Linked DNA regions of Mus musculus: region 1 is linked to region 2. Evidence: chromatin loops called from intact Hi-C (ENCODE). Cell type or tissue: left cerebral cortex. All regions are shown on one strand.

Evidence for each region. Peaks named below come from ENCODE experiments on the same cell type or tissue, not always from the same donor. Only the 100,000 strongest peaks of a DNase experiment are listed, where the experiment ranks them.
Region 1: a loop joins it to region 2, with 2.5 times the contacts of the local background. A loop is called at or near these places in 3 of 42 quality-filtered maps.

What each region holds. Positions count from the first base shown.
Region 1 is chr19:44,299,333-44,304,332 of GRCm38, forward strand. It overlaps Scd2 (stearoyl-Coenzyme A desaturase 2), which reads left to right. Exons shown (of 6, transcript NM_009128.2): 4 at 277-482; 5 at 1,880-2,112; 6 at 3,669-5,000. The coding sequence ends at 3,868. Mir5114 (microRNA 5114) reads left to right here and starts at 3,839; the gene lies at 3,839-3,899. In left cerebral cortex, a CTCF peak has its summit at 3,088 (motif pointing right); DNase peaks (open chromatin) are centred at 64, 1,143, 1,974, 2,667 and 3 more places; H3K4me3 peaks cover 1,249 bases; H3K27ac peaks cover 4,046 bases.
Region 2 is chr19:44,146,230-44,151,229 of GRCm38, forward strand. It overlaps Bloc1s2 (biogenesis of lysosomal organelles complex-1, subunit 2), which reads right to left and starts at 217. Exons shown (of 5, transcript NM_028607.1): 1 at 130-217. The coding sequence starts at 187. It overlaps Pkd2l1 (polycystic kidney disease 2-like 1), which reads right to left. Exons shown (of 15, transcript NM_181422.3): 12 at 4,183-4,300; 13 at 3,300-3,418; 14 at 2,924-3,047; 15 at 1,408-2,319. The coding sequence ends at 2,278. In left cerebral cortex, a CTCF peak has its summit at 2,326 (motif pointing left); a DNase peak (open chromatin) is centred at 215; H3K4me3 peaks cover 611 bases; H3K27ac peaks cover 600 bases.

The DNA of each region.
Region 1 (5,000 bases), 150 kb after region 2:
ACTTACCCACGCTTGCTTTCGTATAACCTCAGGAGGTGACCGTGCTGTTCCTCTGCTCTGGGACTTTAAATTGCTTTTTCTATATGTGCCCCTAAGGCAAGGATGAAGCACAGGATAGCCCCTCACCTTCCACCCTGTGCGTATTCTTGAGCCAGAGTCCTGAGGATTTTGTGAGTTGGGCTGAGAGTCCCAGGCCCTTGCAGACATCTAGGTCCTTGCAGGCTCCTTGGAGGGCCTCTCTTCTCAATACTGGGTTCCTCTTTCCTGTGCTTCCAGAATGACGTGTATGAATGGGCCCGAGATCACCGCGCCCACCACAAGTTCTCAGAAACACACGCCGACCCTCACAATTCCCGCCGTGGCTTCTTTTTCTCTCACGTGGGTTGGCTGCTTGTGCGCAAACACCCGGCTGTCAAAGAGAAGGGCGGAAAACTGGACATGTCTGACCTGAAAGCCGAGAAGCTGGTGATGTTCCAGAGGAGGTGAGTAGGGTGTGGGGGTTGAAGCTGAGGCTGTGCCCCCCCCCCCCCGGGAATGTACAGTTTACACTGTCTGCATTTTTTATTAGGAATTATAAAGTAAAAGCCATGACTTACTGTGTCCACATGTTCAGATCATTTTTAAAACGTATTTTTAACATCCTGTAGGGCACAGAGAGAAACCTATTTTCCTCCGTGCGTGTTATCTTATAATAGGCACCAGTTAACTGCAAAAAAAAACCCAAAAACCTTGCTCATTGTCCTAAGCGGTGCAGGACGGCCCTGAGTGCAATCGAGAGCTTATCTTGCAGGACTAAGTGGCCTCCTATAAGGGGGTGATAAGTCAAGGAGCCTGAGAGTCACCATGCAAGTCAGGATCTGTCTAGACTGGACAGCTGCAAAGAGCAGGGGGCAGGCTTAGGAGAAAGTGGCATTGAAGCCACAGCACACAGAGACATGGAGGGTTCCAGGTTCCAGGGAGAGGCCTTGCCGGCAGTGAGCTGAAGGGTGGGTGTTCAGGGGTGCAGCCTCTGCTTGAAATCCCAGGTGTGAGAGAGAAAAAGAGCGATGATGAAGACGTATCGCCAACTCCCTTCCTACAGACTCCTCCACACAGACTTAAGTAGTTAAGTTAGCAGCCGAATCACTAAAGGCTTCTCCAGCAGCGTGAGGCAGGAGTGTTGCCCACTCTTGGGAAGGGCACAAGTTAGGTGGTAGGAAAGACTTAAGCAGAGAAACAAGGAGTTACAAGCAGGGGACTTCCTAGGGTGTGAGAGGAAAATGGTGGCTATTGAAGGACGCGGCGAGTCAGTTCCCTTGGAAGGATCTGTGGTCTTGTGTACCCGAGGGATAGTGCTGTTGTCTGTGTCAGAGGCTTACAGTTTGGGGGTTGGGGAACAGATCTAGGAACACTGGTAGCAGGAAGTGGAGGCATGCCACCACATGCTAAGTGACGATTCTGGTGGTCATGAGAGGAAACAAAGGCAGGGGCTGGAAAGATGATGGCCCCGCTGTGAAGAGCACTGACTGCTCTTCCAGAGGTTCTGAGTTCAATTCCCAGCAACCACCCGATGGCTCACAATCATCTGTAATGGGGTCTGATAGCAACAGTATACTCACATATAAAATAATGTGAGAGAGAGAGAGAGAGAGAGACAGACAGACAGACAGACAGACAAAGGCAGCCCAGAAAGCAATAGGGATAACAGGGTCATCTACTGCATCCATCTCCCCCCATCTAAACAGAGAGCTAACAGCACTTGCTCTCAAATCTTCTACCACAGGTTTTGGGCTGGTTCCTTCTGGTCTTTACTCATGGGACAGGGGAGAAATCAGCCCTGCCTGCAAGGAGTGTGAGAGTTCTCTCTCCATGAAGCCTAAAATATGTCATCTCATTGTAGGTACTACAAGCCCGGCCTCCTGCTGATGTGCTTCGTCCTGCCCACGCTGGTGCCCTGGTACTGCTGGGGCGAGACTTTTGTAAACAGCCTGTGCGTTAGCACCTTCTTGCGATACGCCGTGGTGCTCAACGCCACCTGGCTGGTGAACAGTGCCGCCCACCTCTACGGATATCGCCCCTACGACAAGAACATTAGCTCTCGGGAGAACATCTTGGTTTCCATGGGAGCTGTGGGTAAGTCCCCACAGCAGGACCACATCTGGTGACTGGCTTCTTAGAGATTCTTGGCCGGGAGCCAGAGGAATGATGATGATGCGATTTTTGATATTTCCCACTGTGAGACTTGGGGGGGGGGGATGGGGGATGGTAATTTATTAGGGAATTCTTTTGAGAGGCCATAACTTCTTTGGAAAGGGTGAAAATGTGCCTGTGATGGGACCTTTTGAGTTAGTTCTTCCGTTTCCTGATTACCTCTGACAGCTCAGGGCAGGGATCATTAATAGAAAAGCAGAGTCGTCTCCATGAGTGTAAGCTTCATGTGTTGATTTAGCCATGCTGTATAAAAGCTAGAGTTACAATTCATTTCAAGTATGTTCCTGGATAGCATTTTTATCTCTAGAGTGCTTGGGCGTGGCTTATCCATTAGTGACACCTGTAGGTGCACGTTGGCACATGTTCCTCGTCACCCTGCCACCCTCTGCCCACCTATCCTCTGTTTTTCTGATTTCTCCTGTTTTGTGCTGGAGCTCCCCTTCGCACAGGGTTGATCTGGGAGTCCTACCAGATCAGTTGATCGTAATTGTTGGGTCCAAGCTATAAATCCAATCCCAGTTGTCAGGATGCATGCACGCATGCCTCTGCCACCTGTGCCGCCCACATTTTCCTGTTCTTTCAAGTTAGTTTTCCCTATGCAGACCTGTGGTTTCTTTTTCTTACTGATAAGAGCTGTTGGTCAGCCAACGACACTGTTCAGATTGGTGCTTGTATATCTTGGTACAACACTCAATTTAGCCAGTTTGGATGGAGCTAGATATATCTATATATCTATACACACACACACACACACACACACATCTATATATTTTGATGGATATATATATATATATATATACACACACACACATATATATATATATATATATAATTATATATTTAACTTATAAGTACACTGTAACTGTCTTCAGACACACCAGTAGAGGGCATCAGATCCCATTGTGAGCCACCATGTGGTTGCTGGGAATTGAACTCAGGACCTCTGGAACAGCAGTCAGTGCTCTTAACCACTGAGCCATCTCTCCAGCTCCAACTTTGGATATTATTAAAAGTATTTTTCCTGGGTTGTCATGAAGGGTCAGCAGGTAAAAGCACTTACCTGCCAAACCTGAGCAGCCTGAGTTTGATCCCTGAGACCCACCTCGTGGAAGGAGAAAACCGACTCCTGCACGCTGTGGCACTCATTGTGCGTATGCAGAAACTCATACAAATACTAAAAGTACATTTAAAAACTGCTCATGTTCTCTTTATGTTTGAAATAAATTACCTAAACTCTGCAGCACTGAGATCCTCTTAGAGATGGAGTCACTTAGACAAGATGTGTAGGTCCCAGAGTATAAATGGAACTGCAATGCCTTTGGTGGTGTCTGTCTGTTCCGAGTAAATGAAACTGGGTTTAGCCATTCACTCACCTGCAGCCCTGATTCCCCTAAGTCTGAGGAGCCCACTGGGTAAGAGGCGTGGGCAGAGGAGGAAGCACTGAGCCCCCTCTCTGTTCTCCTTGCTTCTATTTGCAGGCGAGGGCTTCCACAACTACCACCACGCCTTCCCCTACGACTACTCTGCCAGTGAGTACCGCTGGCACATCAACTTCACCACGTTCTTCATCGATTGCATGGCTCTCCTGGGCCTGGCTTACGACCGGAAGAGAGTGTCCAGGGCTGCTGTCTTGGCCAGGATTAAGAGAACTGGAGACGGAAGCTGCAAGAGCGGCTGAGTGTGGGGTCTTGCAGTTCCTGTTCCAGAAGCCAGCTTGGCAGAGGCTTACTGTTCTGTTAATTAACTACTGAGTATTGCCACCCAGATGCTAAAATGATGACTGACGTTAACCCATTCTGGTACAGTATTGTAAAACGGACAAAAATCGGAAGTCGACAGCTCTTCCTTCTATGCTAAGCTCATCTTCCCTTCTAGTTTCTTTTCCCGTTGTCTTTTTCTTTGCTTTGTCCCTGATGACCTCGTTTCTCATTGCTTCTCCCAAGCCAGCCGCCGCTCAGCTATAGGTCAGTGTTCACCTTCCAGAGTACACCAACTTCTCAAGGGTCTACAGTAAAGGTTCGTGCCCCACCCCCAACTCTTCTTAAGCTGCTCTGAGTTAGAAATACAAGAAAAATCTTGAGAGATTTCTCCTGTTATTTTTAGCCCAGGCTTTGCCAGATGGAATGAAAAAGAAAATAGTTTTTATTTGGCAGGGAGCCTATAAAAGAGGTAAATCTTAAGGGGCCAAGTTCAACACGCAGGCTATGATTCATCAAAGCCGTGGGAGAGGGGGATCTCTTATGAACAGGCTCAGCTCCGTCTGGCAGAGCTACCGCAGCCTTTCAACATAGCGCGCCTCCTCTCCTAATTCTTAGTAGGTGGCAACTGAGGAACTTCGTGACACTAAAATACAGTAACACATCAGTATCTCAGTGTAGTTTAGGCTGAAGATTTAAAAAATATATATATATATATATACTAGTAAAGTGAAAAACAATTTGTAGGAAAAGTGGTCTTTAATAAGGATTTTCTTTTCCTTTAATGACAAGGACCCGGGGCCAGGTGTGGTGGCTTGCATCTTAAATTGCAGGACTGGAGAGGCAGAGGCAGGTGGATCTCTGAGTTCAAAGCCAGCCAGGGCTAGATAGTGAGACCTTGTCTCAAATTAAAAAAAACAACAGTTAGCAGGACATGCAGAGCAAGGGACCCTCGAGTGAGGCATGTTTGGAATCCGTAGGGCAGTCGCTCATGGTTTCGAGCGTCCCGTGAGCTGCACCCCCAGGGTCTTTTTAATTCCTGTTCTTCCATCTTTAAGATGATGGTCGTGCCCACAAATTGAGGATAGCTGTGGCGTTTCCATACATCTAACA
Region 2 (5,000 bases):
GTTCCCATGCTCAGGAGCTAGGCTTTCGTCTCAGTGCCCTGACTGCGGTAGACAGGTCCACCGGCTCCTGCATCCGGACCTAGCCTCCCCACCATCAGCCGCCGCATCTCCATCCACACAGGGTAGTACCTCGAGGTGGCTGCTCCTCCCGTCGCGTCGCCGGGACGCCCTCCGCAGCCGCCGCCATGCCCGACCCAAGGCTGCTTCCGGTTCTAAGGGCATCTGCGCGTGCGCCCCGCGGGTGCCCCGCCCCGCCGCTTGCTCACAGCTTCCTTGCTTTGATCGGCTTGCCCAAGTCACACCTCAAATAAGGACCTTTTATCAAAGTCCAAGCATGAAGCTGAAACTGAAGCTAAGGCTATTGCGAATTAGCCCGTTACTGAGATCACAGTACCTGGTTGGCAATGCGTTCGTCCCTGCAGCCACACTCTAGAACGGTCACTTGTGCCAGCCACGGCCTGTCTTGGGTTGTGGACCCATCATAACATGTCAGCTAAAGTTATTGGAGAGAGGTGGCCTCCTCCCCAGACACCAGCACCCTGACATGTTTTGTTCATCAAAGAATTGTTCAGGGATTCGCTTTTACAGGGTGTCTCCCACAAGATTTCGGCCTTGAATCTTCTTTTTTTTTTTTTTTGGTTTTTCGAGACAGGATTTTTCTGTGTAGCCCTGGCTGTCTTGGAACTCACTTTGTAGACCAGGCTGGCCTCAAACTCAGAAATCAGGGATTAAAGGCATGTGCCACCACCGCCCGGCTTTGGCCTTGATTCTTGATGGAATCTCCCTTACCTTTCCCATAGGCCTTGGACTAGTATCAACTCTCTGACTCACATCTCTTGAAGTGCAAGCTAGCCCCTAATGTTTAGTTGAAAGGACCTCTCTTGAAGGAAACTTCCGACGTCACTGACACATAGGTTATCTTGATTATACTTAGTTGTTGCACGCGTCTAGCGGGTTTACGGAATGCTTGGGGGAGGGGGGTGGTGAGAACAGGTGGGGGTGACAGGGATGAATAGAAGGCTCAGTGTGAGGGAATGAGAGTCACTGGAGAGGGGGAAAGAGGTGTGTAAGGGTTTTCAGGATGCAGGCTCCTGAGCATCCAAAATCTTAAGTGTAGAGTTTTTGACTAAGTTTAACTTAGTCTTGGTTATCCTCTAATCTCCTCTCTGAAGACTGATTCTCCCTAGACTGATTCTCCTTCTCTCCACTCCTTTCTATAGGATAATCAAAGTACCCGCCGTTTCAAACATTCCTATGAACCAAGGCTTCTTATTTCAAGATTGCTGGGAGAAGCAACCTCCCTGAGATTGACATGGCCCCCAGTACATTCCAGAGAGTGTACAACAATGTCTTACACTCTTATCCTTCTCTCTTCTCTCAATAGCCCCAGAAGGAAATGCAAAGACGTGGTTTTCTAAAGAATTTTATTGCTAATCACCTTGGAACCTCACATTGTCCTATGACGAAGAGAGCCAGAGACCACCACATATTAGTCCAAAAGATCAATGAATCCTGATAGCCTTTCTGGCTTGATTCCTTCAGGTTTTGTTTGATTCCAGGTTTGAAGTCCCCTCAGTTCCAGCTAGTCGCTGGAACATAAGAACCAGAAGGCAGGCTCCTCCAGAATTCACTGACTTCACCTTTGGAGGGGGTCACTCTTAACTCCTCTGTTGGAATCTCACCACACAAAAATCTTCTTTCCACTACAGCTTCCTTTTCTCTTTTACAGGGAAACCCCATGAGGAAAGAAAGGGAAGGCCTCCTACACACAACCATGCCTGCCAGTGGCAGATATCGTGATGCACACAAAGGGTAAGAGTTACTGGAACGTAGGAAGACATCCATCGCCCACTCTTTGGACTTCTACCTGTTAACTAATCGTGGTTGTCTGAGGTCTTCCGGAGAGTCATTCCCATCTGCTCCTTTTTCTTGTTTGTTGTTGATGTCAATCAACTCTGGCAGAAGTAAGTGCCCAGGAAGAGAGGGGCCTGGTAGGAAATGCTACTTCACAGAGCTGTGCAACTCCATAAAGAAACACCAAGGGACAAGTCTAAGCATGCTGCCCAGCTACACACAAAAACATCGGCTGAAAAGGCCAGATACAGGGGGAACTTCATAGCAGCCATCATGAAACATGCTGCCCTAGAAAGGATGAGGATGGAGATGGAGATGAGGCTTGTGGGGGAGGCATAGAGAGAAGAATTTGCTGTCTGTTGCTTTAGGACCCCTTTTCCATCCTCCTGTCCACCCTGAACTCCCAGGGAGCTGGAGTGACACCTAGGACGGATTATACAGGTTCTCCCAAACAGCTGGTTCCCCCTGTTGGAAGAAAAAGGAATAGCTCATTTGAAGGAGAGTTTATTTTTCTCTGCAACTTATTAACAAAGAACCTAGATTGCTATAGACTGATGTTTGGGTCTCCCCAAAGTTTTTTGCTGACATCCAAATCCCCAATGTGACAGTACTAGGAAGTGAGGCCTTTGGGGGGGTGAGATCGGGAGTGTGGAGTCCTTATAAGGGGAATTAGTGTCCCTCTTTCCTCCCACCACATGAGAACACTTAAGTTGAATAGTCCATGAAGCAAGAAGTTGACTTTCACTAGATCCTAAATCTGCTAGTCACTTGATCTTGGGCCTCCCAGTCTCCCAAACTGAAAAATATACTTCGGTAGTTTATAAGCAGTCTATTCTTTCATAGTTTCATAGTTGGTTATAACAACTCAAAGACCCTCCTAAAAGGTCAAGGTAATCTATAGGCTGACAGCAACTTCTGGACCTGTCCTCCACCCACCTCCACAGAGAAGTGACCACTGTGAGTATTACTTCCCTCGTCTTTCTAGAATGCCCCTCACTCCTAACTGTCTAGAAAATAAGATGGATTCCAGCAGTAAAGAACTCAGCGGACCCAACTGGAGGGCACTCACCATTCCTGGGGAGGGAGCCAGCTCCCCTTTCCTCTCCAGCATCTTCAGCTTTGAGCCTACAGCATCAATCTGGGACACAACTCCTTCCAGAACACACTGCAGCTGCAGAACTCTCCTTGTGAGCCTGAGTAGGATTTGAGAGAGACCAAGGAAGCTGAAATGGTGTCTGGGTGTGCACAGGAGTATTGTATTAGAGACAGTACTGTGGTGTTTGTCTAGATGGGAGGGAGGAAGGCAAGGCTCAAGCTTACAGGGAGGAGGGAGGGTCGCAGGGGACCAGAAACTCCCACTGGACCAGCAAAGGGAATTGGGAATTGTGGAGAGAGTCTCAAAAGATGCCACAGCCAGCCATCCCTAGGCCCTGGCCTCCACATACATGTCGAATTCTTCTCCAGAAACCCAGCTTTGTCCTCTGGCAGCCTCCGCGCCCAATTCGCCTGGGGGGCTGTGTCCAACAGACCGGCCTAGGTTCTCAATCTCAGCATTGAGGGTCACCTGCTCAGGAAATCGGATGTTAGCGGGAAGATGCTGAGTCTGGACAGTCACCTTCTTTTGATCCAGCCTCTACTGTGAATTACAATCCCAGTCTTAGCCTTCTGGTCTCTGTTCGTCCTCCCTATGTCTAGTGATACTGCCCTTGAATTTTCTGACCTCCACTTAATAAGGATGGAGCAGGCACAGTAGTCAATTTCGAAATTCCAAGAAAACAATTTCTCATGGAGGATCATCAAGGATTATTTTTTAAAGACTTATTTATTTTATTATATGTGAGTACACTGTAGCTGTCTTAAGACACTCCAGAAGAGGGCGTCAGATCTTGTTACAGATGGTTGCGAGCCACCATGTGGTTGCTGGGATTTGAACTCAGGACCTTCGGAAGAGCAGTCGGTGCTCTTAACCACTGAGCCATCTCACCAGCCCTCATCAAGGATTACAATCTTGCAAAAGCAATGGTTCTGAACGTTGGCTGTATGCTGGAATCATCTAGGAAATTTTAGAACGTTCTAATGTTATAATTAGCCCTACCACGCAGGGCATTCTGATGTGATTGATCTAGGACATGGGGACAGAGAGTGGGGGTGTCTAAAGGCTCTCCTGGATATTTAATGCGTAGCAGTTTGAGAACCATTATTCTAGAGAGTTCTTTCTCACTCATTTGTGGGAGGACATTCAGCTTGGATTTGGCTTAGATGTGGTGGGGAGGGAGGACAAGTAAGGGATGTGTATATACTTCTTGCCCACCAAACGGTCCTGCTCACCCTCTCCTCTTCCAGTCCCTGCCGCATCTGTTCCTGCTCCTCCTCATCCAGTATGTGGTCCCCATCCTGATCAAACCTGGTGAAGGCAGCGGTGATCTCGTGCTCCTCGTGCCCCAGTCTAAGAAGAACAAGGGGTTGAAGCAACTGTAACCACTCAAACCACTCCCAGCCCCTTCACCAGACTCTTGTCTTGATCTCTGAGTATTGCTCTCTAAAAAAAGAAGACCATATAGAAAAGCCAGGATCTTTGGGGTCTTCTGATTCTACCTGCAACAAGTTCTTTCGTTTCTCCTTCAAGTTCTGACTCTTACTGGCTATGTTAGAACTTCAGGATCTTATACAGAGATTATTCCATTTCTTTGCCCCTGAATAACCAGATGCCACCACCACAGCTCCAGGTTTCCTTTTCACTCCCTGCTCCTGAAATTCATCCTCCATAAAGAGAATAATCAATATTTTGAATTAATGAGACCTGAGAAGGGTGGAAGATGTCTATGATTCTTAGGTATTTGAGGAGCTGAGGGTAGAGGAAGAATCAAATCAAGTTCAAGGTGAACCTCGGTACTAAAGTGAGACCCGGCTCAAAACTAATAAAAGTACACATCTAAGATTCCCTGCTTTGGGCTGGTGAGATGGCTCAGCAGGTAAGAGCACCCGACTGCTCTTTCAAAGGTCCAGAGTTCAAATCCCAGCAACCACATGGTGGCTCACAACCATCCGTTACGAGATCTGACTCCCTCTTCTGGAGTGTCTGAAGACAACTACAGTATACTTACATATAATAAATAATAAATCTTTAAAAAAAAAAGATTCCCTGC